2 separate regions of the Mus musculus genome follow, and region 2 is linked to region 1. The links are chromatin contacts, found by POLR2A ChIA-PET in ENCODE. All regions are on one chromosome and are shown on one strand. The core of a region is the stretch at or near the end of the contact, and the rest is flanking DNA. Distances in the headings are between cores, read along the strand shown.

What was found. ChIA-PET counts read pairs that join two places held with the same protein, here RNA polymerase II (POLR2A).
Region 2: POLR2A ChIA-PET joins it to region 1 with 12 read pairs in Patski. The contact joins the promoter of Celsr1 here to the promoter of Trmu in region 1. POLR2A ChIA-PET finds 5 or more read pairs at or near these places in 2 of 5 experiments (Patski and embryonic stem cell).

The regions. Positions count from the first base shown.
Region 1 is chr15:85,877,781-85,884,248 of GRCm38, reverse strand. It overlaps Trmu (tRNA 5-methylaminomethyl-2-thiouridylate methyltransferase), which reads right to left and starts at 4,922. Exons shown (of 11, transcript NM_028063.2): 1 at 4,791-4,922; 2 at 1,410-1,575. The coding sequence starts at 4,872.
Region 2 is chr15:86,032,482-86,039,046 of GRCm38, reverse strand. It overlaps Celsr1 (cadherin, EGF LAG seven-pass G-type receptor 1), which reads left to right and starts at 5,270. Exons shown (of 35, transcript NM_009886.2): 1 at 5,270-6,565. The coding sequence starts at 5,277. Gm34764 (a long non-coding RNA gene) reads right to left here and starts at 4,794. Exons shown (of 3, transcript XR_384307.4): 1 at 4,480-4,794; 2 at 196-472; 3 at 1-87.

The DNA of each region.
Region 1 (6,468 bases), core at 3,673-6,172:
CCAGCCCCATGATGGATTTTTATCTCCCCTGGAAAAAACTCTATTAGTTGGCTTGGTCACAGTGTTTTGTCACAGCAACAGAAAATACCCAAAACACTTGTAAATAGACAGGCACTGTTCTAGAACCTTGTATGACTTCAAATTCATTTCAATAATGTTTTCGGCAGGTATTGGTATTATTCTTAGTTTAAAGATAAGAAAACTGAGACTTAGAAAAAGCAAATAAACTGTCCAAGGTCTTCTAAGTGTCGAAGTTGAGACTGAGGCCTATTTAGACAAGAGTAGCCCACAGTGAGCATGGCCTGCTGTCTCTGACACATGCAAGGGCTTCCAAGCATTGTCAGGGTTCACCAGAAACTAGCCCTGAATGTCTTTCTCCACAGGAGTAAGTGGCCAGGCAAACTTTACCTTCCTGAGATGGATGAAGGGGCGTCCTCCTCGCTCACCACTGCTCTCACAACTCACAGAACAGCCGGTATTCAAGCCCTACTTAAAGCTGCTCAGGCCCCTCCTCCTTGAGGCTGCCAGACCACACTCCATGTCACACCATGCTCCCTCTTCTCAACCCAGGGCATGTCCTCTACCATCAGCACCTCTGGTAAAGAGCCTGTCACCCAACTAGACAGCCAGTTCCTATAAAACAGGGCCATGTGTACTCCCAGATGTTGCATATAATAAACATTAGTGTTTGACTTGATGAAAGTTTTACTGGCTATTTCTTGTTTTCAAACGGCAAGGGCAGTGCCTCACAAAACTCTTACCTTGTTTTCTACTGCTGTAATAAGGACCATGGCCAGGAGCAACTAGGGAGGAAAGGGTTTATCTGGCTTATGTGTCCTGATCACAGCCTATCTTTATGGGGAGTCAGGACAGGATATCAAGCAGGGCAGGAACCAGAGGCAGATGCTGATGCAGAGGCCATGGAGGGGTGCTGCTTACTGGCTTGCTCAGCCTGCTTTCTTATACAGCCCGAGACCCCCTGCCCTTTGGTGGGCTGTGTCCTCCCACGTCTATTGTTAATCAATAGAACAGCCCACAGACTCATTGATACTCCCTCTCCTCACATTACCCTGGCTTTTGTCAAACTGAACATCCCAACAGATGAACATCCCAAACTCTCTTACACATGGTGCATGGGGACTGACTGACACTCATCTCCCAGCACCCTCTGGGGAGGTCTCGGCCTTCACTCCTCAAGCCATGGTTCAGAAAAGCAGTAGTGAAACCTCTGGCAGGTGGGAACTATCCCAAGAAAGAGTGTGAGGCTGCTGCGGGCCAGGTCCCCGGCGCCCCAACTTCAGCACAGTCTTGGCCACCTCTGTGGAGAAGCACTGACTGTTCCCAACCACCCTCCCTTGGGAAAGCTTCACAGCACAATACACGCTGCCTGTGCAATGGCCTGCACTCACCTGAACACATCATTCCAATACTCCTTCACATAGGACACCTGGTGGAAAGGGATGTCTAAGATCTGACAAACTTTATACGCATCTTCACAGTCCTTGTCAGCAGCACAAACGCCCTGCTCATCCAGCGAGTCCCAGTTCTTCATAAATACCCCTGTCACCTGGTAACCTGAAGAGAGAAGTTAGGGTAAAAAGCAGGGACTTCTGTGTTCTAGGCAGTTCTGACCCATCACACCGTCCCAACCCCCAATGTCTCTGTATATTTTGAATGGCAATCCAAGGCTGTCATGTAGCCTAGGGCCTGGCTTACATTTTAGTGTAATACCTGAGGCCACTTCTTCCCTTTAGCCCTCATTGCACTGGTACTGGTAAGGCCCCCACCTTCTAGTACATTGTGTACTGAAGTTGTTTGTGTCCTCAAAGTGAAAACAAAGTTTTCTCCCATATGTATTTCTCTACATATGTGTCAATACAATCTGTAACACACTGCATGGGTCTATCAGATATATGCTGAATGATTGAATGGTGAACAGAAACTCAGATCCCAATGCAAATACAAGCTACCAGCCAGCCAGATGTGGTAGTACATACCTATGATTCCAGTATTTGGGAGGCTAGGGCAGGAAGATACTGAGTTTGAAGCTAATCCCAAGCTACATATCAAGATTCTATTTTGTTTTGTTTTGTTTTTGTTTTTAAAAAGATCAGGGCTGGAGAGATAGCTCTGTGTTTAAGAGCACTCGCTGATTCTCCAGCAGACCCAGGTTCAATTTCCAGTACCCACATGGCAGGTCACAGCCACCTGTAACTCCAGTTCCAGGAGATCTGATACCTTCTTAAAACCGGGTATTCACATGGTGCACAGACATACATGTGGATAAAACATCCATACATACAGAATTTAAAATATTTTTAAGATAATCACTGTCCAGTTATTTTTAAAGGGAACTCATTTTAAAAGCTATCCAATTATTAAGACTTTTACATTCTAAGTTATCAAATTAAAGCCAATTAAATTATTGGAATTAAAAAAAAATTGGAATTTTATCACCCAGAGGGGGTACCTCCAGGGGAAAGCCCATACTTAGCATGGGTGAAGCCCTGGGTTCAATTCTCAACACCAAACATTTAAATTAAGGCGTTGGCTATTCCGTAGGGCTCTATCATCCACATGTTTTATGATCTCTCTTCTCCACTGTGACAAATACCCAACCAAATATCACATAGGTCAGCACTGGCCCTCCAGTGTCTCAGAAAACTCACTGTGGTTCACCTTGCATCAAAACCCTGTTTCTCCCTCCGAATAAGCTGAATGTAAGGAAAGACAGGGAACTGTATTAAAAGCTTCAAGTGTTTGATTATTGCCCCCTCCTCCAAAAAATTCCAGGGATTTTGCTGACAAACCTTTAACAAATAAAATACCACACTCAGGGGGCTGGAGAGATGGCTCAGCAGTTAAGAGCACTGACTGCTCTTCCAGAGGTCCTGAATTCAATTCCTAGCAACCACATGGTGGCTCACAACCATCTGTAATGGGATTCGATGCCCTCTTCTGGTGTGTTTGAAGACAGCTACAGTGTACTCATATAAAATAAACAAGTAATTCTTAAAAAAAAAAACCACACTCATTAAAGTCCCACACAGCCTGGTATGAGATGAGGCCCTCTTTTGTGTCTGGAGGCACCTGACTGTGCTCTACTGTAGAGATTAACCATGCTGGGCTCAGCTCTTGAGGTGGTCTTACACGTAACTTACTAATGCAGAGATGGCATAATACAATCCTGTGTCCCAAGAGCTAATACAATGCCCAGGGCATAAGGAGAGCCAAAACCCCACAAGCTTGTAACATGAACAAACTCTACGCAGAGTTTTAGAACCCCACCATTCCCATGCTACATCTGCCTGGTCAATTGTCTCACAGAGGGACAAGACCCACATGCATGGAGCCAGGCACTCAAGGACTGGTCAACTTTCTACGGATTGCAGTATGGGACATCACCTCTAAGAGCCCTCGATGCCGAAATGAGAGGATGGTTTTCTTTCCTCTGATACCGTCCATCAATTTCTTTCATGAAAAAAATCCAAGGAAGGGTAAAAGTTAGATGTAGCAGCCTGAGGGGAGAGAGCCTTTGTTTTGGCTAGGTTCCCACTGTTATGATAAACACCACGATCAACAGCATCTTGGAGAGGAAAGGATTTATTTGGCCCTAAAGGTCACAGTCTACCATCAGGGGAAGCTGGGGCAGGAACTCAGGTCAGGAACCTGAAGGCAGAATTGAATCATAGGTTATAAAAGAATACTGCTTATGGGCTTGTTTCTTTGGCCTGCTCAGCCTGTTTTCTTATAAAACCTAGGACCACCTGCCCAGAGATAGCATTACTCCTAATGGAACGAGGCTTCCTACACCAATTATTAAGAGAAGGCCCCACTGACTAGCCTACAGGCCAGGGTGATGACAGTTTCTCAGCTGAGGTTCCCTCCTACCAGAGGACCCTAACATGTCACATAGTTTTAATGTGACATAAAAACTAGGCAGCAGTTGATCTCCCTTTAGTAGTAAAAGATAAATCTGTAAGAATGATGCCAACCTTTGCCACTTCCCAAAGCATCTAGTTACACAGTTCTCATTGGAAACCTTCAAAGACTCACACTGCCTACTCAACATTACCCCAAATTCCTTAATACCGTCAGCTTCACTAACCCCACTATATCCTATTCTGGCCGGCACTCTCTCCTCTGCCTCCTGCCTGTGTTACTGCAGCCAGTTCTTTGTAGAGAAATGCTTCCCTCTTCCTTTCTCACCATAGTACACACCTGTATCCTGTGGCTCTTTTACTCTGTCATAACAGCTGTGATTATAAAAGAATCGCTCCTGCTTTCCGATATATCTCACATTGTATAGCTAACCCTTTCAATACATACTGTGCCATTTAATCATTCCAGTCATCCCATATTACGGGTCATCCCATTTTTACTGGGGGGTGCTTAGTTAACTTGCCCAAGCCCAGGCTCCTGGCCCCGCGCCTCTGCACCCCGCGTGCCCCGGGGAAGATGATCCACGGCTGAGGGGGACTCCATTAAAAGCCGCCAAGGTGAATGCGGAGAGGTTGACACAAGGTGGGGCCACACAGCAGGAGGAATGTACACCGGTCGTTGGAATCAGATCCGAACCCTAAGGACCCATGAGGCTACATCTACAAGTCAGGAAGAACTGGTAGCTGTTCGGAGTGAAGTTTGTCATCCAACGAAGGAGAACACTGGAGTGATTTTGTCATTAGAGTTGGCGGTGTCCTCGCCTGGAGGCCCGCGGAGTCTGCAAAAGGCCAGGCCTCAGACCTGGAGGAGCCCAAGCTCCTGTCCCCAGTGAGGAACCCTGGCCTCACCTCTCCGCCGCAACAGCAGCGCCGCCACCGCGCTGTCCACACCGCCAGACAGGGCGCACACGACGTGCCGCAGCGCCGACATCAGGCTACACCGCGAGCTTTCTGGCTGCGTCCAAGCTACGCCGGAAGTCCCAGCCTCCGGGGGACGGGGGGGACGGGGGGGGGGGGCGTCCTCACTCTTCACCCGGCGGGAAACGTGCTCCGCTCACCCAGTGTTCTGCAGGCTTTTGGGTTCCGCGCGGCGGATCGGCCGAGGAGCACTAGGTGGCAGCATGTCCCAGATAGGCCAGCGATGAGTTGGTCGGGTCCGGCTTCTTAGCCACCACTCGCTGCCCTTGCGACGTTTTCTTCTGTGCTCAGCTGGCGCTCCTGGGTCAGCTGCACCAGGAACAGCCTCCGCTCGGGCTTGAGGTCTCAAAGGCGTTCCTGGGCACACACAAGGTCGAGATGCTGTGTCGGCCGCTGGCTCCTCCTGTTTACCCGCTGGAGGGACAGGGCTGTCAACACGTTCTCATTGGATTCTAGATGCTTGCGGGCCTGGCGGGTGCAGAGCCAGTGGAGGACAAAGCATAGTGGACCGTTGCTCAGTAAGGCTTTGCTAGCAGCTCAGTCAACGGGTTGGAGTAGGGGATGGGAGCGTAGTTAACCAGACCCAGACAGTAGCTGGGAAGGATGGGCCACGGAAGACTGGGAGAGTTTGGAGTCGCACCTGTTCATCCTGGTGCCTGTGATTTAAGAGTGTTTGTTTCGTGGGCCATTCTTGGAGGACGAACGAGCACTCTGCGGGGATCAGCTCTAACGAGTGGATGCTTTGGGGACCTCAGGCTGGAGCTGTGGCTCTTCCTGAATTGATTGTGGGGGGCCTCGCACATGACAGATGTTGAGTGGCTGCTGGAAGAAAATAGATACGAGTCCTGGGACAGAAAGAGAGAGAGAGAGAGAGAGAGAAGAGAGAGAGAGAGAGAGAGAGAGAGAGAGAGAGAGAGAGAGAGAGAGAGAGACAAAAGGGCAGGGGGTCATGTCTGTGGAGTGTTCTAGCCTTGAGGACCAGGACCTCCCTTCTTGGGTATGGGCATTTAGTATAGCAAATCTCACTTTTCCTACCAGAACCTATGATAGGGCCAACCACAAAGTAGCAGAAACCAGACAAACCTATGTTAGAATTTTTGTCTACTTGACACAAGCTAGGGGTGGGGGGACATCAATTGAGAAAATGCTTCCATTAGATTGGCCCTTAGACAAGTCTGTGAGATTTGTTGATTGATGTGAGAGCCACACCAGTGCAGGTGATCTTGGGTTGTAAAAGAAGGCAAACTAATCAAGCCATGCGGAGCAAGCCAGTAAGCAGTGTTCCTCCATGGCCTCTGCTTCAGTTCCTGTCAAAATTCCGTCTCTAACTTTCCTTCAGGTTGGTCTGTGATTCGGATGTGCAAACCACATAAATAAACCCTTTCCTCCCTGCGCTGCTGTTGGCCAGTATTTTCTTACACTAGAGAGAAAACTGGGGCGTTTCTTTTTCCTGCACAAGGTGTTTTTTGCTTCCCTATAACTCCCAAAGTCTGCAGTGTGATACACCATGGACAGGAAAGTGCTGTGCGGCACCAACCCAAATGGTATGTGGGCTTCAGGAACACTGCCCCCCCACAATGGTAAGAAATTACAGGGAAGCAAGCCTCTG
Region 2 (6,565 bases), core at 4,021-6,520, 150 kb before region 1:
GTGTAGAGACATAGTTTAGCCACTAGGGGTCAGTGCAGCCTGGAGATGGGCCCTGTGCAAGGTGTACTAGGGACCTAAGGAGGCAAACTGCAGGGGAGAGAGGTTGCTGTAGGGGTGAGAAACAAGAGCCTTCCCTCCCCACCCAGAGGGACTACAAGGAGGTTCTGAACATGATATTAGTCGTCTTGCACTTACCTCATTTCCAGTCAGTGCAGACTCCATTTCTGCATAGGTGCCCAGCTGTTACACCTTGGATTCTTCCAGATCTTTTCTAGAGCCTGGACTTTTTAAAAAGTTACACAGGTGAATCAGGGGCTGGCATCTCAGGGGACATCCGAGGGATCCAGTCCCAGGAGGTGCCTATGCAGGGGTCCAGGGAAGAGATAGAAACGGTGCTGCCAGTGTTTGGGCTGGTTGTGGCGCCTCACTAGCAGGAAAATAAGCCCGTCCTGGTATCTCCCGAGAAGCCAGGCTAGAAGACATGGGTGATTAAGATCTAAATCCTTTCGTTCTGTTCTCTTGCCTCTATTAGCATCCTCGTTAATGCAAGGCTCATTTTTTGTTTCATGTTTCAAATTTCACGATTTTCCATGAATCAGCTCCCCTCCCCCATCCCCAGAATGTAAGGTTGCAGGGGTCGGGTGGGCGGATGGGCTCAGTTTTACTCTTCAGAAGTCTTTTTTTTTTTTTCTTTCTGTGAAATTTAAAAGCAGGGGAGAAGATCACATTGCTCCTGGGACGGTTTCTTAGCGGGGGCTGCCTGTTCGAAAGCTAACTCAGGAATGCACAAGGTAAGGAACGGAGTCCAGAATTCACATCTCAACTCGAGCCCCCGGCAAAAAGCACTTTAAACTCGTACTCAACTCTAGAAAGTCATAGCTCCTGCTTATTATTTTTTTTTATTGTTTCTATTTTTAGAGTTGATGTGAAATACCTTGGAATGTTTGCAAAATAGAAACACCAGTTTCAGCCCCCTGTGCCCCTGGGAATGGTGGCAGCCATTCCACACACATTAAATCATAGTGAACAGGATGGCCTCAGGTAGTAATCTCAAAGGATCAGCAGGAGAATGACATGAACTGCTTCTCTGAGCAGGATGGCAGCCAGCTAGAAAGCCCAGGCGAGGGCACATTCTTCAGGCAGTGGCAGATGAGGCTAGCTCCCACCCCATTCCACATCCTTCTACAAAGCCCCAGGTGCGTGTCTTCCCTTCAGTAAACACCTGGTGGACTGGACCACTGTCTAGCACGGACTCAGTAGGAAATGGAATGAAAGTTAAAAGCCATAGCCCTCACCTCTCCTTGGCCATGAACACATAATACAGTATGTATCCAGACTGGAGAGAAGGCTTAGCAGTTAAGGGCACACTGACTGCCCTTCCAGAGGTCCTGAGTTCAATTCCCAACAACCACATGGTGGGTCACAACCATCTGTAATGAGATCGGATGCTGTCTTCTGGTGTGTCTGAAGTGTACTATATACATAAGATAAATAAATCTTTTTTTCTTTTCTTTTTTCTTTCTTTTTTTCTTTTTTGGCTTCTCAAGACAAAGTTTCTCTGTATAGCCCTGGCTGCCCTGGAACTCACTCTGTAAACCAGGCTGGCCTCGAATTCAGAAATCTGCCTGCCTCTGCCTCCCAAGTGCTGGTTCTAAAGGCATGTTCCACCACTTCCTGGCCATAAATAATTCTTAAAAAAAAACAAAAACAAACAAGGGCTGGTGAGATGGCTCAGTGGGTAAGAGCACCCGACTGCTCTTCCGAAGGTCCAGAGTTCAAATCCCAGCAACCACATGGTGGCTCACAACCATCCGTAACGAGATCTGGCACCCACTTCTGGAGTGTCTGAAGACAGCTACAGTGTACTTACATATAGTAAATAAATAAATCTTTAAAAAAACAAACAAAAAAAACCCCAAACAAACCTAAAGTATGTATTCTAGGATGGAATTATATATATATTCCTACCTCCCCAGCCCCAATAGATGATATTTGTTCTCACAATAAGCCTGCATATTATTTTTTCCAATTAATTTAAAAAAATTTTTTAAGATTTATTTATTTATTATATGTAAGTACACTGTAGCTGTCTTCAGACACTCCAGAAGAGGGAGTCAGATCTCGTTACGGATGGTTGTGAGCCACCATGTGGTTGCTGGGATTTGAACTCTGGACCTTCGGAAGAGCAGTCGGGTGCTCTTACCCACTGAGCCATCTCACCAGTCCCCAATTACTTTTTAAAAAAGATTTATTTATTATTATTTCCAAGTACACTGTAGTTGTCTTCAGACACGCCAGAAGAGGGTGTCAGATTGTGAGCCACCATGTGGTTGCTGGGATTTGAACTCAGGACTTTCAGAAGAGCAGTCAGTGTTCTTAACTGCTGAGCCCTCTCTCCAGCCCTCCAATTAATTTTTCTTTATTCATTTTACTTCCCTATCACAGCCCCTCCCTTCTCTCCTCCTAGTTCCACCTTTACAAATCTCTCCCCCAATGCATTTTTTTTAATTATTATTTTTTGTAGGGCTAGGGCTAGAAGCCAGGGCCTGGAGCATGCTGGGTAGATGCTCTATCTCTACCACCGAACTCCACCGCATTTCTGTCCCTTGGATGCTACTGGACCACCCTGAAACCCCATCGCAAGCTGCAGCCTGTCTTTGTATCCCTTTCCTTTAAACCCGGGGGCCTGGATGTGCACAGGGAAAGAGGCCGTAGCTTATGCACTTCGTAGCACTGTGAAATGAGCTCTGCCAGGTTCAGAGAGGGGCACCCTTGGCCCCCACCTGGTGGACTGGGCCTTGCTCCCGACCTGTCTATGAACAGAAGACTCTTATTGGCCTCTGTTGACAGCCTGTCAACCAGACTTGCCCTTGTGGGCTGGCCTGGGCTGGCCTGATCCCTGGGACCAGGAAATGTTAACTGGAAGCTTGCAGGTGTCTGGTTCCAGGAAAGCACCCACACCCAACTTACTCCATGCTTTTGAATTCTGTTTATTTAAACCCAACCCACCCTATTTAAAGACCTATTGCTACATGCGCCGTATGTGTGTGTGTGTGTGTGTGTGTGTGTGTGTGTGTGTGTGTGTGTGGTTTCTCCAGCTTTCTCCCTCCCACACCCAGGGGCTCTTCTTCCTGAGGCTCCAGAACCTTGAATTTCCTGCAAGTGCACCCCCAAGAGTAGCCTGGGGTAAGGTCCTGGCCCTGTCACATTTAAGGGTTAGATTTTTGTCTCCTTCCCACTCTCTTCACACACAGTTCTAAAGAGAGCTCTCAAGATCTATGAGGGTCCAAAAACAACTCTACCTTTAGGTTAGTGTAATGGCTTCTGTTGTTCCCAGTAAGAAAAGATTATTTTCAGCTACTGAGAAATCCCAGAGATTCATCTATGACATAAACTTTATGCTATATGTATGATCGTATATATATGATTAATATCACACATGTGTATATTAGTACACATATATGCTATTAATGCTGAGGAAGCTCCCTTGACTGTTTTTGTTTTTTGTTTTGTTGTCTTTTCTTTAAAGATTTATCTATTTATTTATTTTATGTAAGTACACTGTACACTTTTCAGACACACTCATCGGATCCCATTACAGATGGTTGTGACCACCATGTAGTTGCTGGGAATTGAACCTCTGAAAGAGCAGTCGGTGCTCTTGACCACTGAGCCATCTTTCCAGCTCCCCCCCAACTCCCCCCCCCCACAGGTTTTAAAGCGACCCTGTGTCCTATTGTCCTATTGTCATCCTGCTGGGCCCTGACTGCCTAGAAAACCCAACTCTGATGGTGATCAAGCAGCCTTCAGGGTCCCACTCCTCCAACTGATCCCAGGAGAAATCTTTCAAAGGCAAGAGGCCTGCCCAGTGTGTCCATGCGTGACTGAGGCTGCAGTGGGCTTGGGCCCCTTTCAAGGAGGTGGGGAAAATGTTGCAAAGGTCCGCCTCTCCCCTCCCTAGTTCGGAAGCACCGCCTTTAAGGTGTGCTCCTTTGGAATCTAGGCTCGGTCTTGCGGCTCTGAAGCCACGCCCCACCCTTTCACGCAGGGCGAGAGTGATTCTCCAGCCCCCTTCTGGTTTTCCCCAGGTTCTCACGGATCCTGCCCCCTCAGTGTTTGCTTGTCCCCTGATGGGCAGTAACTAGGGGTTTGGTGACAGACGGTCTCCTCCACCAATGTTCAGGCCCCACAGCATGTTCTGGGGAACAAGGCCCCTCCCACTGTCACCTCCAAACTACATTATTTTTCTTTCCAATTTAAATGTTGCACTTTAAACAAAGTGGAACCCGAATCCGGTTAACTGCCCATGAGATTTCAAAATCCAAGGAACTCCTTGGAGTTAAGCATTTGAGCTCCCGCGAGGCTGGAGTCTAACAGTCTCCCAGTCCCCTGCCACCGCCACGACTCTACCGAAGTTTTCTAGCACCTCTGTATCTTGGAACTCTAGATCTAACTCTCTCGACGCCAGGGGTGGCTTACTCATAGATCTGCACTATCAGGTGCAATGCGAGGATTGAACAGCACTCGGCCCAGAGGAAACTGTACGAGGGACTCTTTAGCAGCCGCGGCCCGGGACTCTAGAGCAGTAGTTGAGCGCCACGCTCCCAGGGCCCGGTCCTCTGCGGATGTTGGGTGCCAAGACCGAAAGGGAAGGGGCTGGAGGCCAGGCCCCGCTAGGGCCGCGCCCCCACGTCTCCATGGAGATCATCGGGGCGCGCACCTCCTGGCTGGCTCCCTCCCCATCATCCTCCCCCTCCCAGGGCTGAACAATGAGCCACTGGGAGGGGGCGGGGCGGGGCCGGGGGCGGGGAGAGAGAGAGAGTGGCGGGGGCGCTGGCAAAGCACACCGCCTAGCCAGCAATCCGTCGCCAGGGTCTGCGGGCGGTGTGGTGATCGCAGCCCCCGCCCCGCCCCGGGCCCGCCCAGCTTCCCACGCCCGCCCAGCAGAGTCGGTGCTGGGGCCACCTGGAGCCGCCTGGAGCCGGCGCTGCTGCAGGTTGATGCGCGGCGCCCTCCCGGGACGCACGGAGGAGCCATCTTGAAACCAACTTGGCAAACTTTCGCAAAGTGCTCTCGAAGTGGAAGCTGAGCGGGAGGCCGGGCGCGCGGCCCCCGGTGTCCTCGCCAGGGCCCCCGGGGAGGCAGAGCGCGGGCCGCCCCGAGGGCCCGGCGCTGGGCGCGCGGGAGCCGCCCCCCGGCCGCGCCGGGTGGATGCGGAGGTGCGCCGGGTGCATGGATTGTGCTCCGGCGCCCGGCTCGGGCTGCGGCTCCGGGCCATGGCGCCGTCATCGCCGCGCGTGCTGCCCGCGCTGGTGTTGCTGGCCGCCGCCGCCCTGCCAGCCCTGGAGTTGGGAGCAGCCGCTTGGGAGCTGCGGGTGCCTGGCGGGGCCCGCGCCTTCGCTCTCGGACCCGGCTGGAGCTACAGGTTGGACACCACGCGCACGCCTCGGGAGCTGCTGGACGTGAGCCGCGAGGGGCCAGCAGCCGGTCGGAGGCTTGGGCTTGGCGCGGGGACTCTGGGCTGTGCCCGCTTGGCCGGGAGGCTGCTGCCGCTGCAGGTCCGGCTGGTCGCCCGCGGCGCCCCGACGGCCCCGAGCTTGGTACTAAGGGCACGCGCCTATGGTGCCCGCTGTGGGGTCCGGCTGTTGCGCCGCTCGGCCCGCGGTGCAGAGCTGCGCTCTCCGGCCGTCCGCTCAGTTCCTGGACTTGGAGATGCGCTCTGCTTCCCGGCCGCAGGCGGCGGCGCAGCCTCGCTGACTTCGGTGCTTGAGGCCATCACCAACTTCCCCGCCTGCAGCTGCCCGCCGGTCGCCGGGACCGGCTGCAGGCGCGGACCCATTTGCCTGCGGCCAGGAGGTTCAGCTGAGCTGCGTCTGGTGTGCGCCCTGGGACGCGCGGCAGGCGCCGTTTGGGTAGAGCTGGTAATAGAGGCGACCTCTGGGACGCCCTCAGAGTCGCCCTCGGTGTCGCCATCGTTGCTTAACCTGTCCCAACCTCGGGCGGGGGTGGTGCGACGGTCTAGGCGGGGCACGGGCAGCAGCACGAGCCCGCAGTTCCCGCTGCCCAGCTACCAGGTGTCAGTGCCTGAGAATGAGCCTGCGGGCACTGCGGTCATCGAACTGCGCGCGCACGACCCAGACGAAGGCGATGCAGGACGCCTTAGCTACCAGATGGAGGCGCTGTTCGATGAGCGCTCTAATGGCTACTTCCTCATCGATGCCGCCACGGGTGCAGTGACCACAGCCCGCTCCCTGGACCGGGAGACCAAGGACACTCATGTACTCAAAGTTAGTGCTGTGGACCACGGCTCCCCGAGGCGCTCAGCTGCCACCTACCTCACCGTAACTGTCAGTGACACTAACGACCACAGCCCAGTCTTTGAGCAGTCTGAGTATCGAGAGCGAATTCGAGAAAACCTGGAGGTGGGCTATGAGGTTCTGACCATCCGTGCCACCGACGGGGATGCCCCTTCCAACGCAAACATGCGCTATCGTCTGCTGGAGGGCGCAGGTGGTGTCTTTGAGATAGACGCACGATCAGGTGTCGTGCGCACACGGGCTGTGGT